2 separate regions of the Homo sapiens genome follow, and region 2 is linked to region 1. The links are chromatin loops, found by intact Hi-C in ENCODE. Cell type or tissue: psoas muscle. All regions are shown on one strand. Links, peaks and the distances in the headings refer to the core of each region. The heading gives the core; the rest is flanking DNA.

Region 1 (12,732 bases), core at 2,673-10,672:
ATACCCTCCAACAACCTATCAGGTATAGTGATGAATTTACCACCACTTGCCCAAGACAGTCCTGGTTTTAAAATGGAAAGTTTCAAGAACTCCCTTAGCCCCAAACAAATTGGCATGGTTGGTCACCTACTTTCAGATATCCAGGCTCCTATCTTCCCTGTTTTGTTTTACTGCTATGTGGGGAGGAATGAATCTACACAGAAAATTGGCTACATATACTGGGTAGAATGAGAGGACTAAAAAGACAGTGGACAGGCTTTGGCAGCTGGTGGGCCTCACCAGACAGCAGCATCAAAGACATGAACAACATTGGAGACATTGACTTGGCTCCCAAAGCCCTCTGCCACTGTCAGTGGTTGGTGCGTTCACCGAAGAAAGCTCATGTTTTTCAAAATCACAAGGTTCTCTGTTGACATAGCCTCAACCACTCTCCCCTTTCCCAAACTATCATGTCACATCCAAATAGTAACCTGCCATGCATTCATTAATTCACTTAATTGCCACAAGAACCTCCTGAGTTACTGTTAACATTCCCATTCTACAGGTGAGAAAACTGAGGCTGACAAAGATTAAGTAACTTGCCCAAATTCAAGTAGCTTAAATAGTGAAGTCAGAATTTGTGACCCAGCATTCTGATTGTCAAGGTCCATTCTTAGTGACTGCATTATCATGCAGATTTTAATGATATAAGTACATACTTTTACTGCATCCAACAAGCTTTTTTAGGACACATTAAGACCTCAGTGGTAGTAGTTAAAAGTAATCAATCATGCTTTCCTTAGCTCTAATGAGGTTTTAAGCAGCTGAAGTAACCAAAACACAGCAAATAGACCCCAAGGTAGGAAGCAAACAGCAGGAGATCCTAACTCTCACAGACATGAGTCAAAGCTATGAAGCCAGGCTGGAAAGTCTCCAGTTTACTGAACAGACCTAGCTGGTAGGATTTTTTCTCTGAACACAATGTTCTCAGGTCATCCACACAATCTCTTCATGTTATTTTCGGTGAAGGATGCCTAGTTTATGTGTAATTCTGAGAAGCATGTATAATTCTGATAGCATTAGTGTCTTACAGGATCTTGTAAAGCCAGAAGCAGCTGTCTTCAAGTGAAAATACAAACTGGACTTGGAGTCAAAAGATGTTTGTTTTAGCTCTCACTCTGCCACTTATTAGCCGTATGGTTAGTCATTTATCCTCACCAAGCCTCAGTTTTCCCACCTACAAAACTGTGATAAGTCTCTTTTCTCATTGACATTTAATAATCAATTTAAATAATGCTTTTGATAACCCCTATGAACTTTTTGCTTTGCACATTTTCAGTATATAAATACCAGCAGTGAAGAAGTTTATATATTCTATTTGAAAGAGTTCCAAACTTGCTCTGTTGAGTTTGAGAGTAGAATGGAGAGGGGACTAATTTTATGCTTAGCATGAATTAGATAAACTGTCTAGAACCTCAATTTCTGATTCTGTAAGGTAGGAGTTACTTTAGACAATATTCAAAGCCTCCTTTAGTTCCAGAATCTATATTATCATTCAAATCTTTAGTTAGGCAATTCAAATATGAATGGGGGCCATTCACCAATGTGACTTTCACTCAGAAATTTCTGTTCCTGGCTGGAAAACGTCCTGCTGCTTTTTGAAATTTCATCTGTTACATAAGCCCTGAGATAGCCTGAGTTGTAAGGGGTGAGGTATGATCCCACTATTAGCACAATTAATTGCCCTTTCTTCTCAAGTAGCCTTCTGAGGAGTGACCTCAATCACACTTTTTTTCCTAGTCTTATTTGGCCTTGCTACTGCCTCCTTCTTCCCACTGCGCTATCCACATTGACATTTCCTCTGAAAGCATCTTAAATAGTGATTTGTGAAGAGATGTGTCCCTAGGAAAATCAGAAAAACTTTTTCCTCCTCCTTAACACCTGCTCATTCCTTAATCCCTTCTGCCACCCCCACCATCCTGCTGACATTGCTGTCAGGATCACCTCCCTGGCCAATCCAATGCCCTGTTCCTGGTCCTCTCTTTCTCCAGCTTCTCTGTAGCACTCTTCATGATAGCCTCTCTCTTGAAAATATCACTTCCCTTGACTTATTTTGACACTAATAATAAAGTTACCTTCACTTTTGAGTAGACGAAATGATTTTGTAATAAGACTGAAGAAAATTTCCAGTCATAGAACTCCTCTCAGGTTTGAGAGAGGTGGGCTGATAGTGTGGGGTGGGAGCTGTGGACTTGGGGGAATAGTGATGAAATAGAGATGATGAAACCCCAAAACAAGGAATCTCTCAGAGGTGATGGATATGACTATTACCTTGATTATGGTACATGCATATGTCCAGACTCATAAAATTGTGTGCTTAAGTGTGTATAGCTTTTTGTATATCAATTATGCTTCAATACAGCTGTAAAAAAAAGAAAGAAAAAGATGAGTCCCTTTCCCCCTGAAAAAGGGCCTATATGAATAAAAATAGGTGGTGACCAAACTTGTTTCTAAAGATGAAAGTGGTCTTCTTTATTTGATGACTTTTATGTTGCTGAGTAACCAGAAGAGTAGAAATGCATGTCTATGGCAGAGCTAAATGATTCCACATAATAGAGGATCAACTGAGTACCCTAGGGGTGCAGAGAAATTCCTGAAAGGAAGAAAGGAAAAGACATCCAGCATCAGTGTAAAGAAAAAATGGACTTTGTAGAACAGACATTTCTGATGGAAACAGATAATGTATTCTGAGGTATGTAATATAATCCTCTTCTATGTCTCCCCTAAAATATCTTTGGTAAATTCTGCATTGCTCATTTAGATTTTGGGGGATGGTGGATTATATGCTGAGACCAGGTCAGGGTGGGTGGACATGAAAATGTACAGTTTGGGATGGGATAGAAGCAGACTGCACACAGAGATAGCCACATCTAGATGGCATAGACAGGATTTCATTAGGTCCCTGCATCATTCTCGTGACTTGGACAGAAACAGAAAAATTTTTTCTGATTTTGCAGCTGAAGGGGAAAGACTCCAGAGTTGCTAAGAGAAGGGAGGGGGGCTCACCCCAGTCAGAAAATGGCAGAAGTAAGCTGGGGACTCTCTCAGGTCTTCTGACTCCAGCAAGATCTTACTGCTTCTCACTTGGTATTTGCTTACTTGCAGAATGAACCTCGTTTATTTTTATTTACTTTTTTCCTCCTTTTCTGTTTTCATTTCCTCTTCCCATGTCCGCAACACCTAGCCTTCCTGTGAGCGCTAAACTTTCACAAGAGTTTAAATTATCACCTCTAGACAAATGATATCCCCCAACATAGAGGATGACATCTCTAGCCTTGACATCTCCTTTAAACTTTGAACCCTTATCTCTGCCACATCATCTCACGCTCAATATGTCCAAAATCGACACTCATCTTTCTCCAGTTCAGTGTCTCCTCTGGGCTGGTGTCGTGGCCCTAGATTCCAGGCTGAAATGAGGTCTGCATGACAGGCAGGATCCTTTGACGACTCCTCGCCCCCCAAACTCGGCAGTCATCAAAGCCCTTTGGGTCCTGCCTTTAGGGGACCTCTTGAGTTTTCTCTCCTTCCTTTTGAACTTCATTTTTATTCTCTGTAATTGAGGCCCTCTTCATTTTACACCAATTTTTTAAAAATTTTTTCTGCAAACACTTAACTATGATGACTTAACCATGATTTTTTTTTTTTTTTTTTTTTTTTTTGAGACGGAGTCTCGCTCTGTCTCCCAGGCTGGAATGCAGTGGCGTGATCTCCACTTACTGCAAGCTCTGCCTCCTGAGTTCACGCCATTCTCCTGCCTCAGCCTCCTGAGTAGCTGGGACTACAGGTGCCTGCCACCATGCCCGGCTAATTTTTGTGTGTGTGTATTTTTAGTAGAGATGGGGTTTCACCGTGTTAGCCAGAATGGTCTCGATCTCCTGACCTCGTGATCCGCCCGCCTAGGCCTCCCAAAGTGCTGGGATTACAGGCATGAGCCACCGCACCTGGCCGATTATTTTTTATATTCAGTGTAAGTGATTGTTAATATACACTGAGTAGATTTTAATATATTGATATAATATGGGGTAGAGCCTCAAAAAATAAGCCTAGAACTCACAAAGGTCTTAAATGGGCCCTAATATACACCTCTTTTTTTTATTTTTTTGAGATGGAGTCTTGCTCTGTCACCCAGGCTGGAGTGCAGTGGTGCAATCTCTGGCTCACTGCCACCTCCATCTCCCAGGTTCAAGAGATTCTCCTGCCTCAGCCTCCCAAGTAGCTGGGATTACAGGCACTTGCCACCATGCCCAGCTAATTTTTGTATGTTTAGTAGAGATGGGGTTTCACCATGTTGGCCAGGCTGGTATCGAACTTCTGACCTCAAGTGATACACCTGCCTTAGCCTCCCAAAGTGCTAGGATTACAGGTGTGAACCACCACACTTGGTCCCTAATACACACTTCTTTTACCACTTGGGGTTTGAAATTTCACTGTTCCTGCTTTGCCTAAATGGGACAGTGTAGAAGAAAAACTACAAGCCCACGCAATGCTCTTCTCCCTGACTCTGCATGGCAGAATCAGAGCCACCAGGGCTGGACTCAGAACCACCAGCCACCAGGACTCACAACCACTGCGAAAGCCACCCTGCGGTGCTGTGGGGAATTTTAACACAGATCTGAAAGCGCAGGGGCATTGAGGGGTAAAGTCTAAGCATCTAACAGCCTGCCTGCCCCCACGAGTCATCAGAACCTGTCCAATCATCTAGGGAAGTTTTACACCAAGATTTTTTCAATAGTCACAACTTGCTTCTAGGCCGCCAGGTTCTCTTGCCACCATTACATCATATCACCAGTTCTAGACTCATCTTCAAATACATATGTGTGTGTGTGCGTGAGTGTGCATGTGTGCGTGTGTGTGTGTGTGTAATCTGCCCACTTTCCTGCTCACAAACCTCAAAAGGCCTCCCAGTGATCTCGGAATAATGCCTGACTCCTTTCCTGGGCACTGAAAATCCATCACAAATAAGCACAGCCCACTTCTGCCTTCACCTCCGTATTACCCCCGACCCCACCCCAGTCCTGTGCTGTGGCCTGGCTCTCCCAGTTGACCTTCCTAAAATATCCTGGGAAGACTTGTTTCCAAGCAATGATCCCTCAGTTCCCTAAGCCTAGAACCTCCTTCCTGTTCCCCTCACCCAGTTAAAAGTCTGCCTCCTTTAAGGGACAGGAGAGACTAGGGGAAAAGGCGTGGCTTTGGAATCAGAAATCCTGGATTTCAGTTCTGGTTCAATTGCGTACTAGCTGTGGGGCCTTTTAGCCAATCCTTTACCCTTTTAGGCCTCAGTTTCCCCATTTAGACCGTGGGAATAATAATAATATGAATCGTATAAACCTCTCAGCCTGGTAGAGAAAAATAAACATAATAAAATATATAAAATCGTCATCTAAACCAAAAAGTACTAAAAGATTATTATTATCTACAGTCACTACTTCTGTCCAGATCTTTTCCCTCCTTCAAAATAAATAAAATGTTATTATTATAACAATTCTGCTAATATTTTATATATACAACACACTTTATGGTTTTTCAAATACCTTGTACATACGTCGAATCCACTGTCCACAATCCAATCAGTTTAGGATAGTTTCATCTGGGAAAGTGATTTATCCTTTTCATGTCTATGCACTTCTCTTCCCATCTGCATTGTCAGCTCCTTTGGGGCAGTGATCTTAGCTCATACCCCTGTTCCCCATTCCCAGCACAGAGTCTAATACCAAGTAGGCACTCAAACATGATGCATTTCCAAAAACGAGATGTTACAGGCATAGGCTCTAGAGCCAGAGAGCACTTGAAACTCATTTCAGCTGCTGACTAGTTGTATGGCCTTGGGCAGATTGCTTAAACTCTCAGTAGTTGTATAATAGAAATGATATTAGCACCTACCTCACAGGACTATTATAAAGCTTCAGTGAATCAATATGGATAAAGCCTGGCATGTGGTGAGTTCTTAAGTCTTTTTTCTTTTCTTTCTTTCTTTCTTTTTTTTTTTTTATGTGAGATGGAGTCTTTCTCTGTTGCCCAGACTAGAGTGCAACGGTGCCATCTTCACTCACTGCAACTTCCACCTCCTGGGTTCACGCGAGTCTCCTGCCTCAGCCTGCCAAGTAGCTGGGAATGCAGGTGTGCACCACCACGCCTGGCTAATTTTATTGGTATTTTTAGTAGAGATGGGGTTTCACCATGTTGGCCAGGCTGATGTCAAACTGCTGACTTCAAGTGATCCACCCGGCTCGGCCTCCCAAAGTGCTGGGATTACAGGTGTGAGCCACTGCACCCAGCCTAGTTCTTAAGTCTTAATTATTACCATTAAATGAAACTCAGAGTCTGATTCCATTCTTTTCTTATCACTTCAGGCCTTTCAACACATGAGTCAGGATGACTCCCCTATGAGTCATCTTGATTCATTTATTCACCAGGACGAACATTTACTGAGCATCTGCTACATGCAAAAGGCTGCACCTCAAATAAAAGCAACTGTGCTTAGGGCTGATCACTCTCGGTTGCTTTCTTCTGGGCCAGAACTTTGCTATGGATTATGTCCTTCAGCCTTTCCTCTCTTGTTTTCTGGAACAGGAAATAAATAAGTTTGTGTTCCAACATCAAATCACCTAGGGAAGTTCCAGGTCTAAAAAAAAAGTATTCATATTTCTTTACTGAAGGGCTTCTCACATCCCTTAATATGCTAATATTTATGATGAATCTCTAACAGGAGGGAATAGAGTTTAACACATTTCTTAAGCTCATTTAACCACAGGACCATTTATTTCGAAGCGACCCTCCCAATCTGCATTCTGTCAAATCTACTTTAGAAAATACTTTGTGGAAGCCAGGCTCATGCCTGTAATCCCAGCACTTTGGGAGGCCAAGGCAGGCGGATCACCTGAGGTCGGGAGTTCGAGACCAGCCTGACCAACATGGTGAAACCCCGTCTCTATTAAAAATACAAAATTAGCTGGGCCTGGTGGCACATGCCTGTAATCCCAGCTACTCGGGAGGCTGAGGCAGGAAAATCGCTTGAACCCACAAGGCGGAGGTTGTGGTGGGCGGAGGTCGCGCCATTGCAATCCAGCCTGGGCAACAAGAGCAAAACTCTGTCTCAAAAAAAAAAAAGAAAGAAAGAGAAAGAAAGAGAGAGAAAGAAAGAAAGGAACGAAAGAAGGAAGGAAGGAAGGAGGGAGGGAGGGAGGGAAGGAAGGAAGGAAGGAAGGAAGGAAGGAAGGAAGGAAGGAAGGAAGGAAGAGAAAATACTTTGTGGAAGTCCTATCTCTACCTGCTCCTCCTCTGGTCTAAAATTCACTTTGATTAATGCAAACTATCTTTTGGAAATGCCCTACCTACATGAAATTCTACCCACTGGAGACTGATTAAGGAAACTTTGATTCAACAAACACTGATTATATACAATTTAAACAGATCACACTGTATTGCAGTAAATGGCTCTAACTTCTACATATACAGTTGTTCCTACATAGTCAAACATCACTTATATTTTAGCAAAAAATAAAAAAACTCCTAAGTAACTATAATTGTCACAAAGTCCACGTATTTTCATTAGAACCCACTAGAGCTGCACTCAGAACTTATTTACTCTTACTTTAGCCTGATCTTAATTTTGTAATCTCTTTCCCAATCAATAATACAAAATCAGGCTAGTAAAGACAAACTTACCACAGAAAGAAATTATACCTGAGAGGCTGGCCATGAAGGCAAAGACAGAAAATCTAAAAAGTAAGGCCAAGTGTGGTGGCTCACACTTGTAATCCCAGCATTTTGGGAGGCCGAGGCGGGAGGATCACTTGAGGTCAGGAGTTCGAAACCACCCTGGCCAACATGGTGAAACCCTGTCTCTACTAAAAATATAAAAATTAGCTGGGCGATTATAGCACATGCCTATATATAACACATGGGATTATAGCACATGCCTATAATCCCAACTACTTGGGAGGCTGAGACAAGAGAATTGCTTGAACCTGGGAAATGGAGTTTGCAGCGAACCAAGATCACGCCACTGCACTCCAGCCTAGAGGAGAGAGCAAGACTCTGTTTCGATAATAATAATAATAATAAATAAAAGTATACACCAAAATTCACAGCAGGAACAATTAGTGCAGGCATGATCCACTAAGAACCAGATCCTTGATGACTTTATTATATCATCTCCCAGACCCCCAGAGTGATCAAGAAAAACTTAAATTCTATTCAAGATAGTAGGTTACACAGAGCAGGATAATGTAAAATACATTTTGGAAAGCTTTTCTTCCAGTAGATTTTTAAACAAACAAATACATAAATAAGACTGGATGTGTTAAAAGGTCAACCTTAAATTTCCAGAGATTTCTGAGATGAGAAGCACACCATCCCATACCAATGCTGGGTAAATGAGGTGTAGTTACTGTCCACACTACTGATCACCCATTGCTTGACAAAGCATCCTGTGGTTCTGCCCTTCAGTGACCTTCTTAGCACACTCTGCTCCAGTTCCACTCAGCCCCTAGGACTCTCTAAGTCTCAAAGATCTGTGTCCAACGTCAAAATCCCTATGCAGCTGACTTGGCATTATGCAGCCTCCACTGGTCATTTATCCAAGTAACTTAACAAGAGTGAGAGATCAGGGCTACGACGCATTTACATCTAACAAGTAAATGGTGCTCCCCCAAATATAGCCAAGTTAGAGTGCTGGGCTGGCAGATTTGGGAGTATAAAGAGAGCTGGGGGGTCACACTCCTGAAATTGCTGTGACCGCAGCATCTCTAGGTAAGTGCTCACAAGTGCTCACTTTTTTGCTCCACGTAGCTATAGTTGCACCTGATCAGGTTACCAGTCAAGGGGGGAAGACAATAAAGTAGCCTTTACGGAGGGCCTACTAAGTGCAAGGTCTTGTGTTGAGGGCAAGGTTGGAGACAAGATGGAAAGACAAGACAACTGCCTTTCAAGAAACTTTTACAAGGGGTGAAAAGACAAGAATATAAGCAATTATAAGACAAAAAATATTCACCTGCAGAACAAAACTGAGTATAATGCATGATTCCTCCTCTGATTATTTAGGTCAATGTTATACTGTTCAGTTAGCAAATTAACTTGGTAACTTGTGGTATCTCTTCTGTGATTGCTTAAGCTATTATTTGAAATTTTTATGTTTATTTAATTTGTTTCCCATGTCAGGATTTCTGAAAAATGGTTGTGGGAGGAAATAATCCCAAGCATCTTACCCATCTTACAAAGTGTCATAGTCTGATATGAATTGACTGGTTTGCAGACTGTTCTCACATGGCATATTTTATGGACTTGGGACTGGACTGTGTCTGACAGTGCAATAGCATCCCTCAGAGATTTGTGATACTTTGAATTCAGGCCACCATCTCTACGGAGAACTGTCTGTTATAGACTCATAGGGCTGAAAGGAATCTTGGAGATTTTCTGGTGCATCTGATTCATTTTACGGAAGGAAACAGAAACCCAAAGAAATCATACCAGCTACTTAACAGAACTGATATTAGAATTTCTGTAGCTCTGCCTCCATATTTTTTTAAATTGAGGATTCAGAATATAGTATGTAATACTTTAATTTTTTAAGAAATTGTGAGAATTTTAGGATATAACTGGAGATTATTTAAGATGCATTAAAGACGGAGAAGGAAGGAGGCAACAAGGATAGTAAACCAAATCCTAAGTGTCTGTTCCTGCCTAAATAGGGCTTCATGAAATATTCCCCTGGCTCCATAAAAGCACTGAATGGTAATTGGGAAGTTTGCTTAGATTACATTTGATATTGAAAATTTTTCAGACACTCATGCCTCCTTGAGATAGCCACGTAGTTTATAAACTCCTAGAGCTGAGATTCCTTAGTCCCAGGTGACTTTTCAGCTGCCCTACCTTCATCATCTGCAGGAGGAATTTAGAGCATTGAAGAGAATAAAGAAGTCTTTGTCCACAATTTATAACTTTTCTCCTATTGCCAAAAAAAGGTGACTGCCCCTAAGCATCCAAGCTGCAATCTGGAGCATTCCCCTCCCTACTTTCTTTCTTCCCTGACCCCTCACAGCCCCCCAGTCAGAAGCGGTTTCTCTAAGTTCCCATAGTACTTTGTTTAGACTCCTTAAAAATTTGTCTTAATCCTGTTCAAAGACTTACTTGAGCATTCTCTTATCCCTTACTAACTTTTGCATTCCTATAGGGCAGATACTGTACTTTCCTCTTCATACCCCCTTAAGGAGCTGACACAGTACATTGTACACACAGAAGTTTCTCAAGAGAGTATTAATTAAATGTTGTAATTAACCAACTATTTAAAGAATAATGATTTTAATCAAAAGTAAAAATTCAAAACAGCAAATTTATTTCATTCCACACCATCTACTGTGTATCTATTTAAGGTAGATAAACTGGAACAAACATGGTTTCTATATTTATTTAAACTCTTTGTAGCTCATTTGGGTTTTTTTGGTTTGTTTTTTTTTCTCAAATTATCCCCAGGAAGACGCTTTATTCCTGAAGGACACTGACTGTCACTTGGGAACCAAGAAGGTAAGGGTTATTTTCAGCTTGATCATGAATGCAATCATTGAAATTAGCAAACATCATTTTACACGTTCTCATTCTTGCCACACTCATAAGAAGACGAAATTGATGAGTTTGAAACCAATAACTTAACTATTCTTAAAGGTAGATTTTAAAATATATACAGGTTTTACCAAAGGAAGAATGGCTTCTCCTATTTGCTCATTACACTGAAATGTACGAAATATAATGCAGAATTTTGACATACAAGCTCCAAGTCAATACACAGTACTTAGTTGGCACAGAACATGATGTTCATAGGGTCCAAATGCAGTCTTCACACAAAGGCTAACTTTGCTGCTCCTTGAGCAGAGTCTGCACCCATGAATCCACACAGCTGCACCTTCCCTCACGTGTAATACTGAAGGAATGGGGAGGGATCCGTTCAATCCTATGCCCGGTGCGGTAATAAAAACCCTATCCCCTTAAAACGTGTGTTTATTAGAGGTAGTTCTAGATGAATTGGGACCAAAAAAGCCAAGCTGTCATTGAATCATGAGCACATCATTGCTGACAAGACACAGTAGCGGTGAAATTCCCAGGAGAGGGATGAAAGTTGAGAGTAGTGTCATGGTACACAGAGGGTAAACAGAGAGAGAGGAGCCCTCACAAGTGGGTGATGGAGATTAGGCAGGCGGGGGTAGTCATCTCAATTAGAAGGCCCTTAAAGACAGGAACAGAGTGGTTGAAGGGGCACAGCTATGCAACGTTGGAAGCAGGTCCTGCTCTTGGAACAGAGAAGAGGCTAATTAAGGAAACTCTAGAGGGTGGTGCTCAGTGGGCAGCATGAGTCATGCCTAGAGACTTGGGTCAGATCTAACAAGGTGAAGTTTATCAGTCAAAAATGAATGGTCTTCCCCTGGGTCCCAACTCACAGTTGCACAAATATAGGGAGAAGATCTGACTTAGCAACTGCATGCACGGAGAGGATTGAGGGGCTTTGCTCGACACGGAGTGGTGCGTCAGCAGTGTGAGACGTGGCTGCCAACAGGCAATCACCACCTCAAGCATGACACCTAGGTCAAGAGAGGTGAGGGCACACTCCAGTGGAGGGTGACATGTGGTTTGGATATCACACTTTAAAAGATTAACAGGAGTGGGTTCAGGGAAGAGTGACTGAGATGGTAAGGGATTCAAAAGCACATCATAGAAGAACCAGTGGAAGTTGAGGCTATTTAGCATGGAGAAGATAAAGCTAAGCAGAACACAGAACAGCCATCAAAAGGGTGAAGAGTTGTCACGTAGGAAGGTTTGAACTCTTTCTGCTGTTCAAATGGAGAACAAATGGAGAGCCAGATTTTAATTTAAAGCAAGAAGAATCTTTGGCCTATCAAAGGGAAAAGAGTTGTGCCTAAAAGTATCCAACTAGGTTAGATGCACCATTGCAGGAATATGGAGGGATAACTCAAACATCATCTAGGTAATACTACTAGGAGATACTGGGTTCTGAGTCACGGTTAGAGTAAATGAAGGGAGAAAAAATCTCTACTTGAAAACTGTCAGTGAGGCCCACAGGGAAAAGCCTTGTTTTTCCAGGAGGACTAAAAATATGGCTCAACTATCAGCTATGGCAGCCTTTCCCTGACTTCAGACTTTATTCTCCTATTGCCATCACAAGTTTTGCAATAGCCATGTTAACACCAATACTGTCAATTTACTTAATATTTGTATTTACATTGATTCATTTTCTTTTCTTATTTGTTTTTAAAGTTACCTTATATTCTTGCTGTATCAGCATTAGCTGAGAAATTTGTAAGATATTTAAAAGCTCAAACCCAACTCCAGACCTAGTGAATATTCACAGTAGGATTCATATGCCCATTTAAGTTTGACAAACACTGATTTATATCATAGAATACATGGATGTAGCACGCTTCCTAAGTGTTAAACAAATATTACCCTATTTCCATCAATTCTGATTTTTTTATATTTTTTACAAATTTATCCCTGAAATGAGGATGCATATTACAATCTATGAAAGAAGCATTGCAGTTTAAATTAGCTGCATTTTTTTATTTGTGGAAGTTATAATTGATGGCAAATTTTGATAAAATAAGGTAATAGGCTTTAAAATAAGCATACAAATATTAAATTAAGAAATATTTGCCTAAAATTATTTTGTGTACAAGCAATGAGACT
Region 2 (12,732 bases), core at 2,775-10,774, 57 kb after region 1:
TGTGTGCAGTGTGTGCACATGTGCGTGCATGTGTGTGCATGACCCATTTCTTGGCTTAGGTGTAGATAATAAGCTTTTAGAGGGTGATACCCTTTCTTTGTAGCATTTTCAAAGAGGCCAATCAAAACATAAAATGACCTGGTTCTTTCAGGAAACAGAAAATCTGATGGACGCTGAGGAACGGTGTGAAGGACTCATCAAAAGCAAGATCCTACTGGAAGCAAAAGTCAAGGAGCTGACGGAGAGATTGGAAGAGGAAGAGGAGATGAATTCTGAATTGGTTGCCAAGAAGAGGAATCTGGAAGATAAATGCTCCTCTCTCAAGAGAGACATTGATGACCTGGAGCTGACCTTGACGAAAGTTGAAAAGGAGAAGCATGCCACAGAGAACAAGGTGAGCAAACCCAAGGGACTCCCACAGTGTCTTAACAGGCTTCACTCTCTCTCTCTGTAAGGAGGAGAAAGGGTGGCGTAGGAGTCCAGTCAATATAACATTGCCCAGAAATGAGAGGCTGGCGTCAAGGTGAAGGGTAGTTAAGTCCCAACAAGTTCTGTCCTCTGGTGTCTTTTCTACCCATAGACTCTTCTTCTTCTTCTTCTTCTTCTTCTTCTTCTTCTTCTTCTTCTTTTTTTTTTTTTTTTTTTTTTTTTGTGAGATGGAGTCTTGCTCTGTTGCCCAGGCAGATCTCGCTACAGTGGTGCCATCTCAGCTCACTGCAACCTCCGCCTCCCAGGTTCAAGCAATTCTCCTGCCTCAGCCTCCCAAGTAGCTGGGATTACAGGCACACACCACCATGCCCAGCTAATTTTTTGTATTTTTAGTAGAGACGGAGTTTCACCATGTTGGCCAAGCTGGTCTCGAACTCCTTACCTCAGGTGATCCACCCACCTCGGCCTCTCAAAGTGCTTGGATTACAGGTGTGAGCCCGGCCCCATAGGCTCTTCTCAACCCTCCCTGGCTGTATCACAAACTTCTAGCATTTCTTTGAGAGGAAGGACTGTTTCATATTCTTCTTCAGTTCCCATAGCACCAAGCACAGGGATTGCAAACAAGAAGGCCTACAGGGGTCAGGCAGATAGTGAAGGAGGCAGAAGACTGGATAACACCAAGGATTGACTGAGAGGAGCGGGTACCGGCAGGACAGAGACTGATGCAGCCTTTGGGAAAGTTATTTGGAATTACTCAGTCAAATTAAGAATCCAGATACCCTACGACCCAGCAATTCTGCTCCTGGGTGTATAGATCAAGGAATTCTTCCACCTGTCCATAAGGCGACATGTCCTAGGGTGTTTGTAGTGGCATTGCTTGCGGGAGACAGCTGGAGGCAGTGCCAGGGTCCACCACGGGGAAAACGGAGAACTAAAATGTAGTAGATAACACAGCAGGGAGCACTACGTAGCCATTAGGAGCAATGGCGTGTGCACACCAAATATTAAATACCTACTGCTAAACGGTGGAAAAATGTAAGAAAATGAAATATAGGGCCAGGTGCGGTGGCTTATGCCTGTAATCCCAGCACTTTGGGAGGCCAAGGTGGGCAGACCACGAGGTCAGGAGATCGAGACCATCCTGGCTAACATGGTGAAACCCCGTCTCTACTAAAAATACAAAAAATTAGCCGGGCGTGGTGGCGGACGCCTGTAGTCCCAGCTACTCAGGAGGCTGAGGCCGGAGAATGGCGTGAACCCGGGAGGCGGAGCTTGCAGTGAGCTGAGACTGCGCCACTGCACTCCAGCCTGGGCGACAGAGTGAGACTCCCTCTCAAAAAAAAAAAAAAAAAAAAACAACTGTAACATTGTAAATGATAACATTGTAAACCACTATGTGGACTAAAGAAAATATGGCCAGATTCAGCCCATAGATTAGGAGTTAGCAACTTCTGATCTGGAAGCCTGTTGGATGTGGAAAAAGGTTTCACTTACTTCCTTCAAGTTCCGTGTTGGGTGCCCTCCTCCTGCTTCCTGATAACACAGCACTCCCGTTCTGAATTTTCTTTCTTTCTTTCTGTCTTTATTTTTGAGACGGAGTCTCGCTCTGTCACCAGGCTAGAGTGCAGTGGTGCAATCTCAGCTCACTGCAACCTCTGCCTCCTGTTTTCAAGCGATTCTCCTGTTTCAGCCTCCTGAGTAGCTGGGACTACAGGTGCCCACCACCATGCCTGGCTAATTTTTTTTTTTTGTATTTTTAGTAGAGACGAGGTTTCACGATGTTAGTCAGGATGGTCTCGATCTCCTGACCTCATGATCCGTCCGCCTCGGCCTCCCAAAGTGCTGGGATTACAGGCGTGAGCCACCGCGCCCGGCGTGAATTTTCTTGCGTAGGACCTCACGCCTCTCCTCCCCTTCCTGCCTCATTCTAAACCCTATTCAGCCAACCTAACAAACACATTTCCACAGACATATTATGAGCGAATATAGATTGATGTTTTACCCTTCAGAGGTAGCACATTTGCATTTTAAAAGCGCCCTTCCTTGTAAAATATAATGCCCTCCTTAAATGAATAATCCTAATGGGAGAATTTGAGGCACCATGATAGACCGTTAAGGAAGATAAAGAACTGAGAGTCTGTCAATTCTAGGAGGTAAAAAAGTAGTAGCCAAAAAGAAAAGGGAAAAAGGAAAAATGAGCAAAGAAGCAATAGCTTTTGTTGATGGAAGCTTCTGGCATAATCGTTTCCATATTAAATCGGTGTTAATATTGTCCCAGGTAAAGAATCTTTCCGAAGAAATGACAGCACTTGAAGAAAACATTTCCAAATTGACCAAAGAAAAGAAATCTCTACAGGAGGCCCATCAGCAAACACTGGATGATCTTCAGGTGGAAGAAGATAAAGTCAATGGTCTAATCAAAATAAATGCCAAGCTTGAACAGCAAACAGATGATGTGAGGATATTTTACTACTATGCTTTAGCATTTATCACTTGTGGAAGCACAGACAAGAGACAGTCTAACTAGGACACAGGGCTTGAGAGGTCAGACTCTGGAATCAGCATCCCTAAATTCAGATCTCAGCCCCACCCTGACCCTGAAGGAGTCTGGGATACTGAGCAAGCTGCTTACCCTTGCAAAGCCTCAGTTTGTGCCTTGTGAAATGGCGATGTAAATAGCTCCATCTCAGAGGGTTTTCACAGAAAGCTCAGCACACAGAAAGTGTTCAGTAAAACATAGCTGCTACTATTGCTATCATCACCATCATCATTATTATTAGCATCCACTTGTAGGTCCTTTGGGTTCCAAAACCTCCAATCCTGTTGTAACGTTACTAAAGATGAGTTCCATTTGTGGCCATGAAAATTACTATTTCTGCCCCCGTCACATGACATTATTGTTCTTGATGTAAGAGCCACGTTTGAAGTTTTCAGGTTTTACTCACTATTGTGGCTAGAGATTTTCTAGATAACTTTAATGTTTCTGAGCCCAGGGTAGGTGTGCTCCTCCTCTACACCCTTTTCCTGTTCCTATGTATGCATGTGTGTATGTGCACACACATACACACACACGAATTCCTTGCCTCCCATGGTTGCATAATGTTAGCAGGCAAGGCGTGATGGTGTGTAGCACAGACCTTCACAGTGCTGTCCACAGAAGCCCCCATTTGTATTGTCTGTGCAAGAGTGTGCACCCATGGGTACCATACCCCTACAGGGAACATAGTCTGGGCCAGGCCAGGTGGGAATCAGCTGAGAGAGGCACCAGGAGGCCCCTGAGGGATCCAGCCCCACCCTGGGTAGTCTTTTCTGGAAGACAGAAGAGAGGGGAGGTAGGGGCAAGACTTGCTTCCTCCTGGGGCCAGAGGCTTGCAGCCAGCACCCTACAGGAGCCCCAGGAAGCCCCAGGCCACGTGTATGGCTACACTGGATAAACGGGGCAAACACTTCCCCAGCAGGGGCTTAATTTTCTACCTGTGTGTCTTCTCAGCTTGAGGGTTCCTTAGAGCAGGAGAAGAAACTGCGGGCGGACTTGGAAAGGGCGAAGAGGAAGCTGGAAGGAGATCTGAAAATGTCCCAGGAATCCATTATGGATCTAGAAAATGACAAGCAGCAAATAGAAGAGAAATTGAAAAAGTAGATATTTCTTTTACCACCTCTGTGTCTCAGCCTAAAAGCCAACTTTCACCCCCTCCAAGAGGCTTGTATTTCATGTTCTTTATTTTTTTTTAATCTATTTGCAGGAAGGAGTTTGAACTCAGTCAGTTACAAGCCAAAATAGATGACGAACAAGTCCACAGTTTGCAGTTTCAAAAGAAGATTAAAGAACTGCAAGTAAAAGCATCAAAACCTTCCCAATCATGACAATCCCTTTGCAAGAGCGCCCCTCCTCACTCCTTCCCCCTTGTTTCTTTAGCTGCTTCTTTCCTTCCTCCTGCTAAAGCTAGAGAAGATGTCCTGTCATTTCCTTTAGTTTTTGAAAATAATATTTTAATGTTCTGAATAACCCATAAACATACTTCCTTGCAAAGGCTCAAAATAGGCCCAGTAAAGCTAAATATTATTGTTAAGGGTGCTTTGATCGCCATCCCTAAGCCCAGTGCCCTCCCCGTCTTCTGAGAATTAATTGCCAATTTCACTGGGATGTGCATCTTTCTGCCTCTTTTGCTATGTGTTTTTGTACACATTTAAGACTCCCCAAAAAATATATAGTACACATGCAGAAAAGGTTCTTGTTTCTTCATATTCTTAGCATATCACACTGAGAGTATCACTCTGCAATTTGCTCCTTTCTTTTGGCAACATGATCTGCAGAGCTATCCATGATAGACGTGGATTTGTGTCTACCTGCTCCATAGACTTCTAGAACAAGTCTCCATCACAATCGATTTGTGCATTCTCTTATCCATGGACACTTAGGTTGTTTCCAAGTTTTTTCACCAATTTAATGTTATAATGTATTCTTCTTTTTTTTTTTTGAGACCGAGTCTTGCTCTGTCACCCAGGCTGGAGCACAGTGGCACAATCTCAGCTCACTGCAACCTCCACCTCCCAGGTTCAAGCTATTCTCCTGCCTCGGCCTCCCGAGTAGCTGGGACTACAGGCGCCCGCCACCACACCCGGCTAATTTTTGTATTTTTAGTAGAGGCGGAGTTTCACCATGTTGGCCAGGCTGGTTTCAAACTCCTGACCTCAAATGACCCACCCACCTCATGCTGCCTACCCGCAATTCCTCAACACCCAGCCCCTCTCAAAGGGGGCTGCCCCCTCCTCCACAATAACATTCCTGATAGAGTAATCCTTTCAGGCCCGCATAGAAGAGCTGGAGGAGGAAATTGAAGCGGAACACACGCTCAGAGCCAAGATTGAGAAGCAGCGCTCAGATCTGGCCAGGGAACTGGAGGAGATCAGCGAGAGGCTGGAAGAAGCCAGTGGGGCCACTTCAGCCCAGATTGAGATGAACAAGAAGAGGGAGGCTGAGTTCCAGAAAATGCGCAGGGACCTGGAGGAGGCCACCCTGCAGCACGAAGCCACAGCAGCCACCCTGAGGAAGAAGCAAGCAGATAGTGTGGCCGAGCTTGGGGAGCAGATTGACAACCTGCAGCGGGTGAAGCAGAAGCTGGAGAAGGAGAAGAGCGAGCTGAAGATGGAGATTGACGACATGGCCAGCAACATCGAGGCTCTCTCCAAGTCAAAGGTACCTGACTGGCCCTTCTGCTCTTGGAGAATGCAAGGCAGCCGACGGCCACCTGCCCCTGGGCACGTGTAATTTGATGCCTCCAAACCACTGCATGTTCTACACTGAAACCCTCTTCCCTATTTCTGCCTGTTTCTAGTTCCTCAAATTTACTCACGTCCTTTGTCTTATCCATTTGTGCTTCTGTAACAAAATATTTTAGACTGGGTAATTTATAAACAACAGAAATTTATCACTCACAATTTTGGAGGCTGGGAAGTCCAAGATCAAAGTGCCAGCAAATTCGGTGTCTGTCGGAGGCCTGTTCCTCACAGATGGTGCCTTCTCATTGCATCCTCATGTGGTAGAAGGGGTGAACAAGTTCTCTCAGGCCTCTATTATAAGAACACTAATCCCATTCATAAGGGCTCCACCCCCACGACCTTATCACCTCCCAAAAGCCCCACCCCCCAACACCACTGGACTGGAAATTATGAATTTTGGGGGGACACAAACTTTCAGACCAAAGCATCAAGATCACTTGATTCAAGCACAATTGGATGATCTGGCACCACTGTTTCGCTCTTGTTCCCCAGGCTGGATTGCAGTGGCGCCATCTCAGCTCACTGCAACCTCTACCTCCCAGGTTCAAGCAATTCTCCTGCCTCAGCCTCCCAAGTAGCTGGGATTACAGGCACACGCCACCAGGCCTGGCTAATTTTTGTATTTTTGGTAGAGTTGGGGTTTCACCATGTTGGCCAGGCTGGTCTTGAACTCCTGGCCTCAGGTGATCCACCCACCTCAGCCTCCCAAAGTGCTGGGATTACAGGCATGAGCCACTGTGCCTGGCCGATTGGGGCTCTTTAAGAAAAAAGTATACAAACTTATAAAAATTAGGCATGAAAGTTGATATTTAAAATGAGACAAAAAAGTCGCAGGTTACCTTGAAGACTCAAGTTCTTTTCTCCTGAGGCCTCTTTGGGCCATTTGCCAGAAATGCCTTCTAGAATATTCTGCTTGTGATGGCTCCTCTTCCCTTGAACCTTCTGCAGCTCCCAGACTCTCTGTGGCCCATGCAAATGCGGGCCCTGAAGCTTATTTCACAAGCTTCATAGTGAACCCACCTCTGTGCATGGCCTCAAAGCAAAGAATTCCTCGTGGAGCATGTGTGCTCCTCGATTTAACACGTGCCCTCCTTGCAGGGTGCTCTGAGCTGTACTAGGAGCTGTTTGGCTAGACTGGAAGAAGCAGTGGTGACCCTAGAAGCGAGGCTGTGGGCCTCTCACCGAGGGTTTCCCGGAAGGTCAGGGCATCTGTCCAGAAAAGGAAGGGAGATATGAATCAGAGAACTAGAGTGGTCTCTCCAGCGCCCCCTGCTGCCAGTGTTTAGGGTCTGCGTCCACGCAGCCCTGTGCCTCCTTGATTGCTTCTTCACTCCGCGACTGCAGCCTCTGGCTCCGGCTGATGACTCCTTTTCTCTTTCTTTCCTGCTTTCCCATGTGTTTGCCCTTTTTCCCTTGGTTTTCTTTCTTCCTCTAAGAACTTGGTTCTGTAAATGTTCCCCTCCCACACCTCTCTCTCGGCGAGCCAGGCCAGCCTGCAGGGGTAGCTGGGTAGGAAGGGCCTCCAGCATCCCCCATACACTATGCCTATAAACAGCCCCCACTCCAGCCTCCCTATCTCCAGAATTGCCGTGTGCTGCTCTCTGTTCTCAATTTTAACATCCAGGGGAAGCAGCACGTCATGTCTCTTAACGCTTTTTCAGTTGTCCCCTTTGACGATTCTCCTTGCAAGCTGCCATCGCGTTTCAACTCTCCCTGCTTTGATTCCTTCATGTTTGCGTGTCATCTTCTCAAAGAGATCCTAAGCTCCTCCAGGACGCCCGTGGAATTAGTGTCCCTGCTTCCTCCACTGCCATCTCATACTTACCATTCTAAAGAAAAACATATGCTCTATACATTTTATTTTCTATTTTATGGAGCAGCAGGAGGAGAGAAAGGTCAACACACACAAGGGTTTTGAACAAACTTCACAAAAATACAGGCCAACTGGAAGCCAGAGAGGTGAATCTCTTCATACGGCCTGCACCATGGGGAACCTTCTGTGTTATTGAATGAAATGCTTAACACTGTCATCTGAATATATTGCTTGCAAATATTCACAGGCTTGTATTGCTTGCAATTATTCACGAATCACTTATATTACAAGAGGATCCCAAAGATCCACTTAAAAGTGACATCTTCTCAAAGGGTTGTTTACAAATCATTAAATACTTATCTACCTGATGTTCCAAGTGATTGGTGATTGAGCTGCATTCACAAATCTGAAATAATTATGATTTTTTTTTTTGAGACGGAGTTTCACTCTTGCCGCCAAGGCTAGAGTGCAATGGCATGATCTCGGCTCACTGCAACCTCCGCCTCCCGAGTTCAAGCGATTCTCCTGCCTCAGCCTCCCGAGTAGCTGGGATTACAGGCATGCACCACCACGCCTGGCTAATTTCTGTATTTTTAGTAGAGATAAGGTTTCACCATGTTGGTCAGGCTAGTCTCAAACTCCTGACCTCAGGTGATCCACCCTCCTCGGCCTCCCAAAGTGCTGGGATTATAGGCGTGAGCCACTGCGCCTGGCCGATTATGATTTTTTTGAAACTGAACTTTTTTTTGTTCTGTACTTTTATTTTTATTTTACCTGACAAGAAACTAAATGATTACACTGTTCAGTTCAATGCTGGGCACTAGGAATCCATTTCTTCCCATTCGTGTTGACTTTCTGTTTGTTAAAGAGTAACATAGAAAGAACGTGCCGGACGGTAGAAGATCAATTTAGTGAAATCAAAGCCAAGGACGAGCAACAGACACAGTTGATCCATGATCTGAACATGCAGAAAGCAAGACTGCAGACCCAAAATGGTGAGAATGGGCAGGGCTCTGGGTCCAGCCGGGCCATGGGAGAGGGTGGTCAGTAACACTGACGTGGGGGCCACATCTGTTTGGTAGGGGAGCTGAGCCACCGAGTGGAAGAGAAGGAGTCTCTGATTTCACAGCTGACCAAAAGCAAGCAGGCCCTCACCCAGCAGCTGGAGGAGCTTAAGAGGCAAATGGAAGAAGAAACCAAGGTAAAGATATAGAGTCAGATTGAACCTGAGAAGCCAGGCTATATGACCACTTCACCCGTGAAGCTGGTCAGAGCAGTGCTACATCAAGAAATCTGCTGCAGCTGGGCACGGTGACTCACACCTGTAATCCCAGCACTTTGGGAGGCCAAGGCAGATGGATCACGAGATCAGGAGTTCAAGACCAGCCTGGCCAAGATGGCGAAACCCCGTCTCCACTAAAAATACAAAAAAAAATTAGCTGGGTGTACTGGCAGGTGCCCGTAATCCCAGCTACTCGGGAGGCTGAGGCAGACAATTCCTTGAACCCAGGGGGCGGAGGTGGCAGTGAGCTGAGATCACGCCACTGCACTCCAGCCTGGAAGACAGAGCGAGACTCCATTAAAGAAAGAAAGAAAGAAACCTGTTGCTTCTCCTGTCTGCCTTGCAGCATGGTGGGAACCTGTCCTTTAAGGTTAGAGGACCTTGGCACTGGATCTCCTTCTTCAGGAATAGAAAACCGTACCTATGGTGGTCCATCCCCTGGCCTCCTCTGTCCCCCGCAGGGTGGTCTGAGAAACTCCCCTTTCCAGCCAGGGCACCTCCTCCCCATCACTGCACACACTTGATCATTCTGCCCAGCAATTCATCCTGGCCACCTGAAATCCCCCTCCTCTTTCTTCTTCATTATTCCTGATGTGTCACCTCCTATACCACCTGATTTTAAGCTCCCCTCCTCCAAGAAGGCTCCATGGTTTTGGGAGCACCCTTGAGACAGTCGCATAAACATGAACATCATCACCTTCTTGATTTCAATGTCTAGATATTGTGTTTATAATACATGTCTCCCCACAGATCTATAAACTCATGGAGGGCAAGAATAGTTTGTCCCCACTGTACCTACTGTGCCTAGCAGAACAGTGCACACAGTAGGTACTTGGTGCTGCCAATTCATATTCAAGTATCAGAATAGGGGACTAAGAGTCCAAAAAACTGCATGAATGGAATTCCGAGGTTGCTGTACGCTGGCTAAGACTTATAGGGCAATCTTTTGGAATTTTCCCAAGCTCCACCTTTTTCTTCTGAAAAAGGACAAGCGCCATATTTGTCTCCCATCTTTCTGTTGTATGGTAAAGATCTTTGGTAGATGAGGGGAAAGGGGAAGTGGTGAGAACCCAAGCCTGAACAAGTACTGAGAAGAGCCACTGCAGGAGCGGGCTGTCCTTTGGCAAGAATACAGCAACAGCTGAGTTTTCCTTCTTAGGCAAAGTGTGTCATTTATTGCCTTTTTTTTTTTTTTTGAGATGGAGTTTCACTCTTGTTGCCCAGGCTGGAGTGCAATGGCTCGATCTTGGCTCACCACAACCTCTGCCTCCTGGGTTCAAGTGATTCTCCTGCCTCAGCCTCCCAAGTAGCTGGGATTACGTGCATGTGCCACCATGCCCGGTTTTGTATTTTTAGTAGTGACAGGGTTTCTCCATGTTGATCAGGCTGGTCTCAAACTCCTGGCCTCAGGTGATCCGCCCATCTCGGCCTCCCAAACTGCTAGGATTACAGGCATGAGCCACCACGCTTGGTCTATTGCATTTTTAAAAAGATGAAAATGTACAAATTACTGAAGTGGGCTGACAGAACTCTCTCTTTGATGGTGGCACCAGAGGGCGTCTTGTGGCCATTATAGTCGGAGCTAAACTGTTGCCCTTACATCCCTCCAATGGGAGGGAGTGAGGGATGGAGGCCTCTAGGCATGTCTTCTCTGCCTAGGAGGAGGAAGTCCAGCCGTGGAAACAGCGAAGCTCACATCAGCAATCCCCAGTGTGGGGACATAGCCCAGTGGTGACATCAAAAGATGCTTTCAGGCTTCTCCTGGTCACAGCATTCCATACCATTGCATCAAGTAGTGAGAAAATTATTCCCTTTTTAATTGTTCCAATCCTTCTGATTATATCAAGGAAAAGGCCTCAGTGTGAACCACACTTCCTTAGCATTTGCTTATTTACCCTATTAAGAAATAGAGGGTAGACCCCAGGCATGGAGTCCCAGCAGGCAACAGTACCTAGCTAGACATGATAACATTGCTTTATTTCCATTGCACTTATGGTTACCTTCTGTTTATGGCAAATGTCAATGGTTTTCCACTTACTTTCCTGTGACAGTTTACTCTTTTGTTAAATATATTTAAATATAATTAAGGAGTCCACTTGAAAAAAAATTAAATAAACCAGGTGATATGCTGATATGGCAAAATTGGTGAAGACAGCATAGGGATAATTCAAGTTGGGGGAAAGCGATTTAAATGAAAATACCTGAACTTGGAAAAGGGTCAAATGTTTTTGCAATTTGTCACCGCTGTCATTCCCAGGCCAAGAACGCCATGGCGCACGCCCTGCAGTCCTCCCGCCACGACTGTGACCTGCTGCGGGAACAGTATGAGGAGGAGCAGGAAGCCAAGGCCGAGCTGCAGAGGGCGCTGTCCAAGGCCAACAGTGAGGTTGCCCAGTGGAGGACCAAATACGAGACGGACGCCATTCAGCGCACAGAGGAGCTGGAGGAGGCCAAGTAGGGGCTCCAGGGTGGCAATAGCAGAGGGGGCCCGAGGACACAAGCCAAGGGACCAGGAGTCTTCATATCTTGAGAGATTCTTTCCTGCCCACGCCTTTGTGGTTTCTGAAACACTCGGATTGTACCCCCCACCCTCTGGGGGTCTCCCTGTCCTTCTTCTCGGGAACTGTCCATTCCACCTAGCTCCCTGGAGGTGCTCCTTAGGGACCTGCTTTGCCACCAAGCATTTTGAGAATCTCTCGGTGACACTTGGATCCTCCCCACTCACCAAATCCTAGGTCTTGGTCTCATCAAACACCAGTCCCTTCCACGCTATTCATTTCTCTTCCCATCTGACAGTTACCTACTGAAATATTCCACCTTTGCGAAGGGGAAAAAAAAAATCTGGTTTTCGTAGGAAAAAACTGGCCCAGAGGCTCCAGGAAGCAGAGGAGAACACGGAGACGGCGAACTCCAAGTGCGCATCGTTGGAGAAAACCAAGCAGAGGCTGCAGGGAGAGGTGGAGGATCTGATGCGGGATCTGGAGCGCTCCCACACCGCCTGTGCCACACTGGACAAGAAGCAGAGGAACTTCGACAAGGTCCTTCCCCAGCCGCTTTCTTTGTGAAGATGGCATGAGGATAATTCAAGTTGGGGAAATGCTATTTACATGAAAATACCTGAATTTGGAAAAGGGACAAATGTTTTGCAGTGGCAGTGGTGAAAACAACAGTTTCACGCTTAGATGTGTGAGATACCTGCACATCCTAGAAGGCCCCCAGTTGGAGCATCATTTCCCAGTTTCAGGGACTTGAGGTGTCTTCTTGACTACTGTGACAGTCCCTCCAAAGGCAATTTTATTTTTAGTGAAAGCTAATTCCGTTCCACTGAGATTATAATGTCTGTGAGAATGCAGCAGAGGGTCTGCAGGGATATCACAGTTTGGGGTCCCTGATCTAGAACAGTGCTCCTCCTCCTTCTTCAGTCCCTAAGGATGGAAGGGCAAAACGTTGGTGTTACTGACAGCCCTTGTTTGCATGAACTCTTCTGAGTCACCCCTGCTTTCTGCTTCTCCCATGTCCCTTTGTCATCTCCCAGGTCCTTGCAGAGTGGAAGCAAAAGCTGGACGAAAGCCAGGCTGAGTTGGAAGCTGCTCAGAAGGAGTCCAGGTCACTCAGCACTGAACTCTTCAAGATGAGGAATGCCTATGAGGAGGTGGTGGACCAGTTAGAGACACTGAGGCGAGAGAACAAAAATCTGCAAGGTGAGCTGTCTCCACCACTGGTGTGTGCTATGTCCCCCTCTCCTCCTGCCAACCCCTTCCCCATTTGGCCACAGCCATCTCCAGACACCTCCTTCCCACTGCCCCACACGATCCTCACCCATCATGCCTCACATTGACTCAGTTTGCCCCAAGGCCCAGACCTTTTTAATGTAAGGCACGGCAGCAGCTAAGTCTCATTTTTGAGAACTGAAGGAACAGTGGGTTGC

What was found. A loop is a pair of places that touch in the nucleus more often than their neighbours do. Peaks named below come from ENCODE experiments on the same cell type or tissue, not always from the same donor. Only the 100,000 strongest peaks of a DNase experiment are listed, where the experiment ranks them.
Region 2: a loop joins it to region 1, with 2.4 times the contacts of the local background. A loop is called at or near these places in 2 of 110 quality-filtered maps.

What each region holds. Positions count from the first base shown.
Region 1 is chr17:10,369,037-10,381,768 of GRCh38, reverse strand. MYH13 (myosin heavy chain 13) reads left to right here and starts at 8,763. Exons shown (of 41, transcript NM_003802.3): 1 at 8,763-8,790; 2 at 10,510-10,560. In psoas muscle, for the core only: no CTCF peak of the experiment used is centred there; no DNase peak of the experiment used is centred there.
Region 2 is chr17:10,311,684-10,324,415 of GRCh38, reverse strand. MYH13 (myosin heavy chain 13) reads left to right here. Exons shown (of 41, transcript NM_003802.3): 23 at 152-394; 24 at 2,708-2,884; 25 at 3,920-4,065; 26 at 4,173-4,263; 27 at 5,237-5,626; 28 at 8,391-8,517; 29 at 8,605-8,723; 30 at 11,062-11,258; 31 at 11,659-11,842; 32 at 12,340-12,505. LOC107985004 (a long non-coding RNA gene) reads right to left here. Exons shown (of 5, transcript XR_007065617.1): 2 at 6,549-6,918; 3 at 5,867-5,961; 4 at 3,904-4,024. Among named protein-coding and RNA genes, the nearest start is that of MYH13, 55 kb to the left of the region's middle. In psoas muscle, for the core only: CTCF peaks have their summits at 6,796 and 6,997 (motif pointing left); a DNase peak (open chromatin) is centred at 6,975.